Regions from separate parts of the Homo sapiens genome. Here region 1 is linked to region 2. Evidence: chromatin loops called from intact Hi-C (ENCODE). Cell type or tissue: Caco-2. All regions are shown on one strand. Links, peaks and the distances in the headings refer to the core of each region. The heading gives the core; the rest is flanking DNA.

Region 1 (5,376 bases), core at 247-5,246, 210 kb before region 2:
GGCTGTAAAACACGCTGATTGTTCAAGGCGATTACATTCCTATAATCACTCCAGACCCTCTGGAGTGGAGAATCATCTCTGTCCCATAAAAGACAAAGAACTTCACTTGAATCCTCCAAAGATGGTGACAGGTGGATGTCAAAGAAATGTAGGCATGGAGATTGTGGGGTTTGCTCTGGTACCGTTGGTGCCAGTAGGAAGGGAAAGAGGGGATGTCGAGTTTCCATCCCAGGGGGCAGCAGTGAGAGAAGGAACATGCCTGGGGGCAGTGGAGACCCTCTTCAGACAGACACCAATGGCCAACCAAAGTCAGGAGCACTGGTTCTCAAACCGAAGCACCAGCAGAAAGAGACCCTCTCTTTCTGTTCATGCTGTCAGTAGACTGAGGTCTGAAAAAAAATTAGAGCTGCCTTTGCAATGATTTCATCAACAGTTGAACAAGTTAAATGCATTGCTTTGTCCTATTCGGTTGTGTCAAAGAATTAAAAGGTAAAGATGAACCTCTAAATTTAACATTTTATTTGGGAAGAAAGAATTGCAAGACCACATATTGGGTGGTTTTCGGTGTGTCTAAAGAACAAAGAGATGGTTGGAGGTTTTATAACAAAGAGAAGTGTTATGTATTGCTCTTTGAGAAAGTTCATTGGCACTAGTACAGTTCCGGTGAGGTGGCAACTTTTGATTGGTAAGTAATGGAATGGGTATAATTGGTCTTAGAGTTGCAGCAGGTCATTTTAGCAGCTATTAGATAAAACTGGTTTCAGGTTACAGCAGCCAGGCTTGCAGAAAATTATATTCTTGGAGCAATGTTATGCATCCTGAGCACCTTTCCCTCTTGGCTTCTTGGCGGTTTTATTTGGATATGATAAGAATGACCCGATTTGTATGATCAACTTTCACAGTTGTTTCTTGTGTGTCTTTCTGGCTCTAAGCATTTCTAACACCTTAGAATAGCAAATATGGAAGAAAAACCAGCAAAACATGATACTCTTTAGTCAGCAGAAAGAAGAGAAAATGCAGAATGCTCATGGACATCTAGCTCCAGTGATGGGGGCTGAAGGGAGCTGAAGGGAGCACCAGCAAGTGAATGAGGGGTGAGGGGTGAGGGGTGGGGGACCGCAGGCCCCTACTCCATCTTTCTCAGCCTTTCTTTTTCATTCAAAAGACCACTAGGATGGCTAAATAGTAGAAAGGAGTATTTTATTGGTGAAGCCATCCTCACAGGGTTAGCAAGAATTCTGGACAGAAATAGAGTTATAATTAAGCATTAATCAGCCTGCACTTTGACCCACTTCCTTGTAACTGAAAGTCATGCAGCACTGATACTGACCACTGGCATCCCTATTGTTCCTATGAATAGGATTTCTGATGTTAGAATCATAAGGCTTTTGTTTAAGAACTGCCTAGGGTGTTTTCCAGATCCCAGATTCCTACTAAACACCCACCAGCATGAAGACCCCCATAGAAGAACAGAATCAGCATGAGAAACAGTTTCACCACTTCCCCATCCCATGACTTCACCCTGCACTTTTCAACCAACCAACCGTCCCCACACTTCAGCCCACTCCAAAACCGTTAACATCCCTTATACCAAACTCCTCGGTGTAAGGTTCTTGTATCGGTTCAAACCCCCAGAGCACGCCAACAGACAACAGGAGGCAGTGTGGAGCAATATGCTGTTCTAATGAGTGCCTGCGTGCAGGCAGGCTGAGGCCTAAAATGGAGTCAGCCCCAAGTGAGGACGGGGCATAGGTTTTACAGTCTCCTGTAAACAGGAAGTGTCCTAGTATAATGTAACTGCTACATTGTACACAGACGGCCTCTTTCTCGATCTTCAGGGGTACCTGTCTTCCGGCCAGGGTAGGTGTCTTCTGGCCGGCTCTCTTCCTGCTTCTGCTGACTTGCTGATGCACGCTGCTGACACAAGTGGCCTTGCGCCCTGGGACTGGGCCTGAGAAGGGAGGAGTCATTCATCTCCTTAAGCTTTCAGGCCCCAGAGAGAATTGTACACTTGGAGAGATGGATTTAAGGTTCCTTCCCATCTTCTAGATCAGGGTCCTAGGATTCAATCTCCTTCTCTTTGTGAATTGGTGTCTTGGCGGATTGACTAGCCCTGTGCCTCGTTCATGGATTTATTTCAGTTACACTGGCAATATAAGTTTGCAAACCAGGAAGAGACTGTCTCCAGCATATGACATTGGCGCTCTCTCTTTGAAGAGGGAAGGGGCAGAATGGATTTTATGTCTCACAGGGCCTGTATCACACGATAGAGTTACATGTACTCAGTAGGTTTGGGGGAAAGCTATGCATGTGGAGAGGGGAGGTGAGCACACGCACAATAGGCACAGATGTATTACCATGCATTCCGTGCTCCCTTTGGGGTGGGGTTTCAGCATAAAAATAAGGTAGAATGTGGCTTTTTCCATCAAAAAGTGAACTGTAGGAGACAAACACAATGTGTGCCCAGTCTCTGTAAGCTGCTGGAACTGATTTGACGTCTTCAGTTGCTTATCAGAAAAGAATGTTTCTAAGGTCCTCTGTCCAATCAGAGTTGTGGTGGTCTGGGTTGTAAATCGGAGGTAGGAATTTGCCTGATAGCTCTTATTGTTAGGGAGTTTAGCAAGGGTGTGCTTTTCTTGTAGCCCTAGGAATTTAAGGAGTTGCTCCACCAGAGAAGAAAACTTTTCTGTTTTCTTAACCTTAAAGTCCACCTTAGTTGATAAAGGGCATCTATTTTGGTCTCTCCGATCTCAGTTTCATGTGCTACATTGCAGTATGTATGAAAAGAAACAATTGTCTTTATCATTTCATTTTTTTTCTGATTTCAAGTATAGTTCATGCTTGTTACAGAATATTTGGGGAAAAGCAGATCTTTTTAAAAGAAATACTACCCATCATCTCACTACTAAAAAATAACTATGTTAGTTACTAAAATTGTTCTTCCTATATGTCTATACGCACTTTTGAAAAGTAAATTTCCACAGAAAAGTTGTAACAATAGTTCAAAGACTTTCATGTACTCCTTTCTCACATTCACTTGTTTACATTTTCCATTATGTGATTCTCTTCCTGTCTAAAACACTTGACAGTAAGTTATAGACATCCTGCAAACTTACTCTCTAAATATTTCAGCTGGCTTTTCTTAAGAACAAGGACATTCTCTTACATAAAGAAAATTGTAAGGTTCTTGTATCGGTTCGAATCCCGAGAGCGTGCCAACAGACAACACGAGGCGATGTGGAGCAACATGCTGTTTTAATGAGCGCCTGGGTGCAGGCGGGCTGAGGCCTAAAATGGCGTCAGCCCCAAGTGAGGACAGGACAAAGGTTTTATAGTCTCCTTTAAACAGGAAGTGTCCTAGTCTGACGTAATTGCTACGTTGTACCCGGATGGCCTGTTTCTCAATCTTCAGGGGTACGTGTCTTCTGGCCGGCTCTCTTCCTGCTTCTGCTATCTTGCTGGCACAGGCTGCTGATGCAAGTGGTCTTGCACCTTGGGACTGGGCCTGAGAAGGGAGGAGTTACTCATCCCTTTAAGCTATCAGGCCCCAGGGAGAATCTTACAAAAATCAAGAAATTTCACATTGAACAGTACCAGTATGAAATGCACAGGCCACATTTGAATGCTGCCAATTGTCCCAACTAGGGTCTTCCTAGACCCTCTCCCTCTCCTCGGCACCTGTCACTTGACCCGCATGTTTTTGAAGAGTAGAGATCATTTATTTAGTAGAACATTCCTCAGCTTGGGTTTCCTGATGTATCCTAAGGAACAGATTCAGGCATGCATCTGGGGCAGTGATGCTGCAAACAGGACTGGTGCTCTTGTCAGGGCATCACATCCGCTATTACGTGATGCAGGTTCATCCCAGTGTTGCTGATTTCAGCTTTCATCACTTGGTTTAAGGTGTTGCTCACCAGGTCTCTCCACCAGAACTGTTACTATTTTTCCCTTTGATATACCTATTTTTAAAAGTGAAATTCCCAGTCATTTTATCTTACATTGACCGAGAATGTTACTATGACTTTAGAAAACAGCTCTGTCCCATAAAAGACAAAGAACTTCACTTGAATCCTCCAAAGATGGTGACAGGTGGATGTCAAAGAAATGTAGGCATGGAGATTGTGGGGTTTGCTCTGGTACCGTTGGTGCCAGTAGGAAGGGAAAGAGGGGATGTCGAGTTTCCATCCCAGGGGGCAGCAGTGAGAGAAGGAACATGCCTGGGGCAGTGGAGACCCTCTTCAGACAGACACCAATGGCCAACCAAAGTCAGGAGCACTGGTTCTCAAACCGAAGCACTAGCAGAATCCTCTGGAAGGCTTGCTAGATGCAGATTCCTGTGCCCCAAGAGTATATAATTCAGAGCATGGAGGGTAGAGCCCAGAATGTGCATTTCTAGGCAGACTCAAGAGAATGCTGAGGCTCCTGGTCTAAAGATCCCAATTTGACAACCAGAGGCCTAAAAGAACAACACTTGGGCCATTCTTGGGCTTCTCTGAAAGATGAGTGTCAAATCAGTCACTCAGCAAATATTTATTTTTAGCATGAATTTTGTTACTAAAACAGAAGAGTTGAAACCTGCTGGTGTAATTGCATCTAACGCTATGAAAAGACATCTCCAAGAGCTACTCCAGATTCGGTCTTTGAAGATGATTGCCAACCCCTTGCCATCCTGTAGCCAAGCTTCCAGGGGGGTTGCAGAGAGTGCGTACGTATAAACCTTAAGCACACCTTCTTTTACTCTGAACATGGCTCCATCCACACTTTTCCAGCCATATTGAACTGTGTGAACAGTGTTAACAGCCAAAGATTCTCCAGTCCAGGCACCCACCCAGAATCCAACTCTTATTGCCAAGTGAGACTACTGAGGGCCAGAACAGGCAGGAGAGGGGAGGTCAAGAGAAGCAAAGGCAAGGGGCCCTCTGCTCCAGCCTCACAGAAAAAAAAATGAGTCCTTAGATTGTCCCCCATCCACCCATGCACATGGTTCCATCCTGCCCACCTTCTCTGATCTAGAGGAGAAGGCTGAGTAATTATCCGAATTCTCTCCCATCGTGAAGTCTGTCCCAGGCCCCAAGCTGAAGGAGGTTTGTCTTCCCTGCTCCCTGAGTCACTGACCCAGGCTCAGGTCTGGCTGTCATCGCATTGGGAGAGCTCTTTGCTTACCTGCCTGTCTCTCCTCCCACAGCAGAGTGAGTTCTCAAGAGTAAAGGGCAGGATTTCGTTTTCACCTATCCCTCAAAATGCTTTATCCAATGTCTGGAGCTTACAAAAACCTAGATGGATGAATGAATTAATAAATAAATGAACAGGTAGCCAAGGACTCCAGCCCTAGAAAGCCAGTGGGATTACAAGGCAGAAATCCCCTGTCTCAGGAGC
Region 2 (5,376 bases), core at 175-5,174:
ATAATGCATTCATATATTGGGGATGAGTTTTTAGATTTTTGGGGATCTCAGAGGCCCAGATGGTTCCACCGACTGGTGGCCCTGAGGAGCCACACTGCAATGCCAGACTCTCCGCCGTCCACAGCCCCCACCCACCCAGCAGCCCAGTCATGCCCACCTCTGCCCTCCAGCTTCCATTCCACCTGGCATCTGGCCTGCCTCTTCTCACTTGCTCCTGCTCTGCCCAAACACATATGGAGGATGCACTTTGACAAAAAGGACCAATGTGGAAACCACACCCAAGTTAGATCCTCAGACAACAGCCAGAGCAGACAAGTACCTGTCACTGAGTGAGAGGGAAAAAGGGATTTCCATGGTCAAATCAGGGAGTATTCTTGCTCTGGGTGTCTCTGGAGGAAGCTGCCTCCTGCTCCCTCTTCTCACCTCTGTCTCCCTCTCATCCTCCCCTGCCAGTGTAGACATCACAGGAGGATGCCTCCACACACCATTGGACAAGTGAGTTCACATCTGAGGTGCATATATTTTTCATGATAGTTTTAATTGTCCAGAAAATTAACAATGAAATGATGGAGTGGCAGAAAGAAAGCAAGAAAAAAACCCTGAAAATTTACAATCTAACTCAGAGAGAACAACACTTTTAGACATCAGGGCAGTGAGAAAAGAATAAATACTTTGTTAATGAATAAAGTGAAGCAGAACAAACAGGAACGTGTACCTAATAGTGCTGGCCCCGGGCGGGCATGTGGTTCAGGGAGATGAATGAGTGAAGTGGTAAATAACTGATGGCGAAGAGGGGCCCTGGCTCCCTGTCCCTGCTGCCAGACAGCTCTGAGGCAGGATTGCCCAGCCCTGCTCATAAGAACCCCCTCCCATGTCAGATGTTCCTCCCCTCCCATCTCACTTCCCCACCTCCTCACACCTGCGTTTTGGGATCACCTCGCAGGTGCGCCGCCCACCCCCAACACCGTGTCTTGAGTCTGCTTTCAGGGTGACCACATAAACACATGTCATCAAGTCCAATGGACACGACCTCCTGTCCAGTGGTACCACAAGGTGTGGTGTGTGCAGACTGCAAGTATTTCTTGTTCTTCCAAATACTAAGGCTGCGCTACGTGTGGTATCAGTCATTGTCACTGTGTTTTCTGGACGGGCATGTCCCAGAGCTGGGGAGTGAGACTTCCACCAGCTGGATGCAAGGCACCATGGCACTGCGTATCCACCTGCGCTCCCTGCATCCGAGCCACCTGCTCCAGCATGTGCTTAGGCGGAAGCACTCGTCTAGCCCCCACAGGAAGCAACTCCACCTTATATAGGAGACAGAATTTCCTGCTGCCTGGCCCCACTGCCTGCAAGCTCTTGGTGTGTTTTTAATTCCATATCTTTTGGTCTTGACAGGCGCGTTGCCTGTTACTAGTTCCCAGCTGCTGGGCAGAGCTGCCCTCCAGTCACTAGGGCTTCTGTTACTCCTCTGTCCCAGAAGGAGCCTGCTCTTCCAGCTCCCCAAAGAGAGGAGGGATCCAGGCTTGCTCTAAGAGTCCCACACCCAAGACATTGGCCAACTCATAGCCCGGGCCACCTGGCATTTGTTCAGTCACCTGCCAAACACTCTTCTCAGCTCCCCTTCAAAATCCCACACCTTTACCCTGCATGCAGAAATGGAGGTCTTGGGGGGCACTGCGATGCACCAGTCTTCTCCCTGCTCCACACAGTGCCTCCACCTCTGCCCTCCTGTCTCTCCTCTGCTCGCTCTGTGATGCTCAGTAGGGCTGTGAGTCAGCCCCAGGCCTGGCCGATTCCCACCCCAGCATTTCCTTCAAAAGCTCCCTGTTCCCTTTGCCCCACAGCCTTCCTGCAGGTTCCAAAGCCAAGGTCTCCACCTGGCCTCCCGTGCCAACTCCCAACCAGCCCCGGAGCCCACACTAAGGCCACAGGAGAGTGTCCCCATGTGACAAGATATTCCAGTATTCCAGGCCCGTTCCCACCCTGCCAGCTTGTCCTTTTAGCCTGTCTCTTCTCCTATTCTGCCCAATCCTGCTGGATGACCTGGTGTCACTAAATATGCCTTTGTTATGAAGAATTACCCAAAACATGGGGATGAGTCAAAAGATTACTATGTGACCCTCTGACAGCCACACCAGAGCATTGGCTGCCAAGTAGGCCTGCCTGAGAGTGACCAGATTTCCTAGGGGAGGTAATATGGTGGTTTTTAAGAAATGTCCACACACTCTGATAATCCTTCCCCAAAGGGTAGAACTTAGTTTCCCTCCCCTTGAGTGGGCTAGGCCTAGAGACTCACACCTAGAGAACAGAACACAAAGGAAGTGATGAGCTGCCACTTCTGAGATTAGGTTATAAAAAGACTGTGGCTTTCATCTTGACTCCTCCCCCTTCCCCTCCCTCCCCATGTCCCTTTTCATCACTCCCTGGGGGAAGGAGCCACCAGGTTTTGTGACCAGCCGTACAGAGAGGCCCCCTTCACGCAGAGAAGATCTGGAGCCTCTGCCAAGAGCCACCTGAGTAAGCCTGGAAGCGGATTGTGAAGCACCTTCTGAAGACTGCAGCCCAGGCTCACAGCCTGACCGAAACCTCATAGAGACCCTCAGAAACTGTGCAACACAAGAAATGTGTGCTGGTTTAGGCTGCTGAGTTTTAGGGTGACATCGCACTAAAAAATTAAATTGTTTGTTGGTTAAGGACCAGACTCTATGAAGTTGGATGTTAACTTGTTGAATATTGATACATTGCAACCCTTTCTGCTGGCAGAGTAAATAACCTGAAAGATAGTGGTTCCATTGTCCTACAGGACATTAATCAGTCGCGTATCTGACTTTATCATTGGACTCTCTCATTCTGATATGCACTGTCAGTTTTTCCAGTCCTTTGAACCAGCTTTATCATTTTAGTTCTCTCACTAATGAACTAAGTAAATATTTGATACCAAAATATTTGTGGGGGAATCATATGTTAGCTTTTGAGGCTTGCCCTTTGATACTGTGTCATTCTGTGCCTTTGCACCTCTGCCCTGCTTTACCTGTAGGTGGAAGCCCTTCCCTGTCCCAGCTACCTGCTGTAAAAAAGCTTTCTCTGTGCCCTCTCGGGAGAAGCTTTCCCTGGCCCTGGGAAGAAGACATCCCCGCCCTCTCCACGTCCCCGTGGCACTTTGCTCATGAGGCTATCAGAGAATGTCTCAGACCACGTGGATCATGTTGGGGCCCAACCCCAGCTGTGACTGCTGTCCAGGCCTTTGTGTAGGAAGTGAGGGCAGGCTGGGGCAGGGCTTTGCGGGGGACACATCTTCAGAAGAGGCTGGGGTGGTCCTGGCGACCCGTTCGAATAAAGGAGTCCTTTTGCAAGGAGTTGTCATGCGTGTGCCAAGCCAAGGGCGAGAGACTAAGGCTCAGCTTGGGGGAAGGTGCGGATGGAAAACTTGGGCCTCTACTGTTCATCACATAAAAAAGGAGAGAAAAATGCACCAAGGATAGAGGGACAGAGACAAAAAAGGAGAGAAAAATGCACCAAGGATCGAGGAACAGAGAGGCTGGCGTAAAGGGAGCCAGAGTGTGCGAGGAGAGGTGAGGGGTGAGGAGGGGAGGCCAGGCTCATCAGGAAGTGCTGTGAGGCTCCTTTAAGGACAAGCCCCTGCATCCGGCCCAACTTCATAAAGGACAAGCTCTGAGTGGGGCAATCATGAGTTTCATAAGGGCATGGAAAAAGTTTCATTTGTCTTTGAGTCTTCTTCCTCCATCCAGCACATAATACATAGATGCTTGTTAACCAAGAGATTCACCAGTAAATGAATGTCTCTTATATATTTTTTTAAAGCAGGTATCCTGAAAAACATTTTCCTCAAAATATCTGCTAAAGCATTACTTATTGGTGCCTCTAAGCACATACCCTTCTCATCTGTGTTAGCACCACCCTTTTCTCTTTCTTGTCTTAAGGCTTCCACAAGGCTATCAGTCAGTTTTTACTGCCTAACAAGCCACCACATTTCCTATTGCCCCTGTAACAAACTACCACAAATTTAATGACTTAAAATGCCACACATTTGGCCAGGTGCGGTGGCTCATGCCTGTAATCCCAGCACTTTGGGAGGCCGAGGCAGTTGGATCACCTGAAGTCAGGAGTTCGAGACCAGCCTGGTCAACATGGTAAAACCCCATCTCTACTAAAAATACAAAAAATTATCTGGGCGTGGTGGCATACACCTGTAATCCCAGCTACTTGGGAGGCCGAGGCAGGAGAATCAGTCAAACCTGAACCCAGGAGGCGGAGGTTGCAGTGAGCAGAGATTGCACCATTGCACTCCAGCCTGGGCGACAAGAGAGAAACTCCATCTCAAAAAAAAAAAAAAAAAAGCTACACATTTATTCTCTTACAGTTCTGTGAGCCAGAAGTCCAAAGTGAGTCTTCCTGGGCTAAAATTGAAGCATCTGCAGGGCTGGCTTCTTCTAGGGGCTGCAGGGAGAATCTGATCTTTGCCTTATCAGCTGCTAGAGGCCTCTGGCATTCGTGGGCTGCATCATTCCAGTCTCTGTCTGTTGCCATAACTTGTCTTCTGTCTGACCTCCACATGTCCCTCTAACAAGGCCTTTGTGATTGCATTGGGCCAACCTGGATAGTCTGGGATGCTCTCTCCCCATTTCAAGACCCTTAACTTCATCACATTCACAAAGGCCCTTTTCCTATGGAAGGTGACATATTCACAGATTCTGGGGATTAGGAAGTGGACATCTTTCTCTGTAGAGGGGGGTGAGGTCTGTTATTTGGCATTTTGTTCAAGGTTAAGCACCAAAACCATGCATCCCTCTCACAATTTGGGCATTTTTCAATCCGAGCTTGGCTGACTCATGCATAGGCAGCAGCTGTTGGGCCAGCTGAGGGCTGGCTGGTTGAGGATGGCCTCAGCTCAGACAGCTCATCTCTGCTTTTGTGGCCTCTCACCCTCCAGCAGGCTAGGAGGGGCTTGTTTACATGGAAGCTGGACATGGTTCCAAGAAACGAGGCAAAAGCACTCAAGGCATATTGAGGTGCAGTCTCAGAATTGACCCAGAACCCCTTCTACCTCATTCCACTGGCTGAAACAAGTCATGAGGTCAGCTCAGGTTCTAGTGGGGAGTAAGTCAGTGGAGCTGCCAAGTCATATTGCAAAGGTCAAGATATAGAGAGTGGTGAAAGATTGCAGCCAGTTCTGCCATATGCTATGGTAAACACCTAGCTGCTGCAAAATCTTTCATTCCTTGCATATTATCAAGTACCTGCCAGGGCACAGCTTACAAACAAGAAAACAGCTCCAGGAACCCAAACTACCAAAGACTCTAAGAAGCAGCCCCTTGTCCTGTCTGTAAGAACTCTGCTCCTGACCATCACACACTG

Evidence for each region. A loop is a pair of places that touch in the nucleus more often than their neighbours do. Peaks named below come from ENCODE experiments on the same cell type or tissue, not always from the same donor. Only the 100,000 strongest peaks of a DNase experiment are listed, where the experiment ranks them.
Region 1: a loop joins it to region 2, with 18 times the contacts of the local background. A loop is called at or near these places in 1 of 110 quality-filtered maps.

Annotation. Positions count from the first base shown.
Region 1 is chr20:23,022,323-23,027,698 of GRCh38, forward strand. All of the region lies in intron 1 of LOC101929707 (a long non-coding RNA gene), which reads right to left. Among named protein-coding and RNA genes, the nearest start is that of SSTR4, 10 kb to the right of the region's middle. In Caco-2, for the core only: no CTCF peak of the experiment used is centred there; a DNase peak (open chromatin) is centred at 2,549.
Region 2 is chr20:23,229,959-23,235,334 of GRCh38, forward strand. No RefSeq gene overlaps it. Among named protein-coding and RNA genes, the nearest start is that of LINC03125, 85 kb to the left of the region's middle. RefSeq lists a silencer at 2,261-2,461. In Caco-2, for the core only: no CTCF peak of the experiment used is centred there; DNase peaks (open chromatin) are centred at 2,463 and 3,073.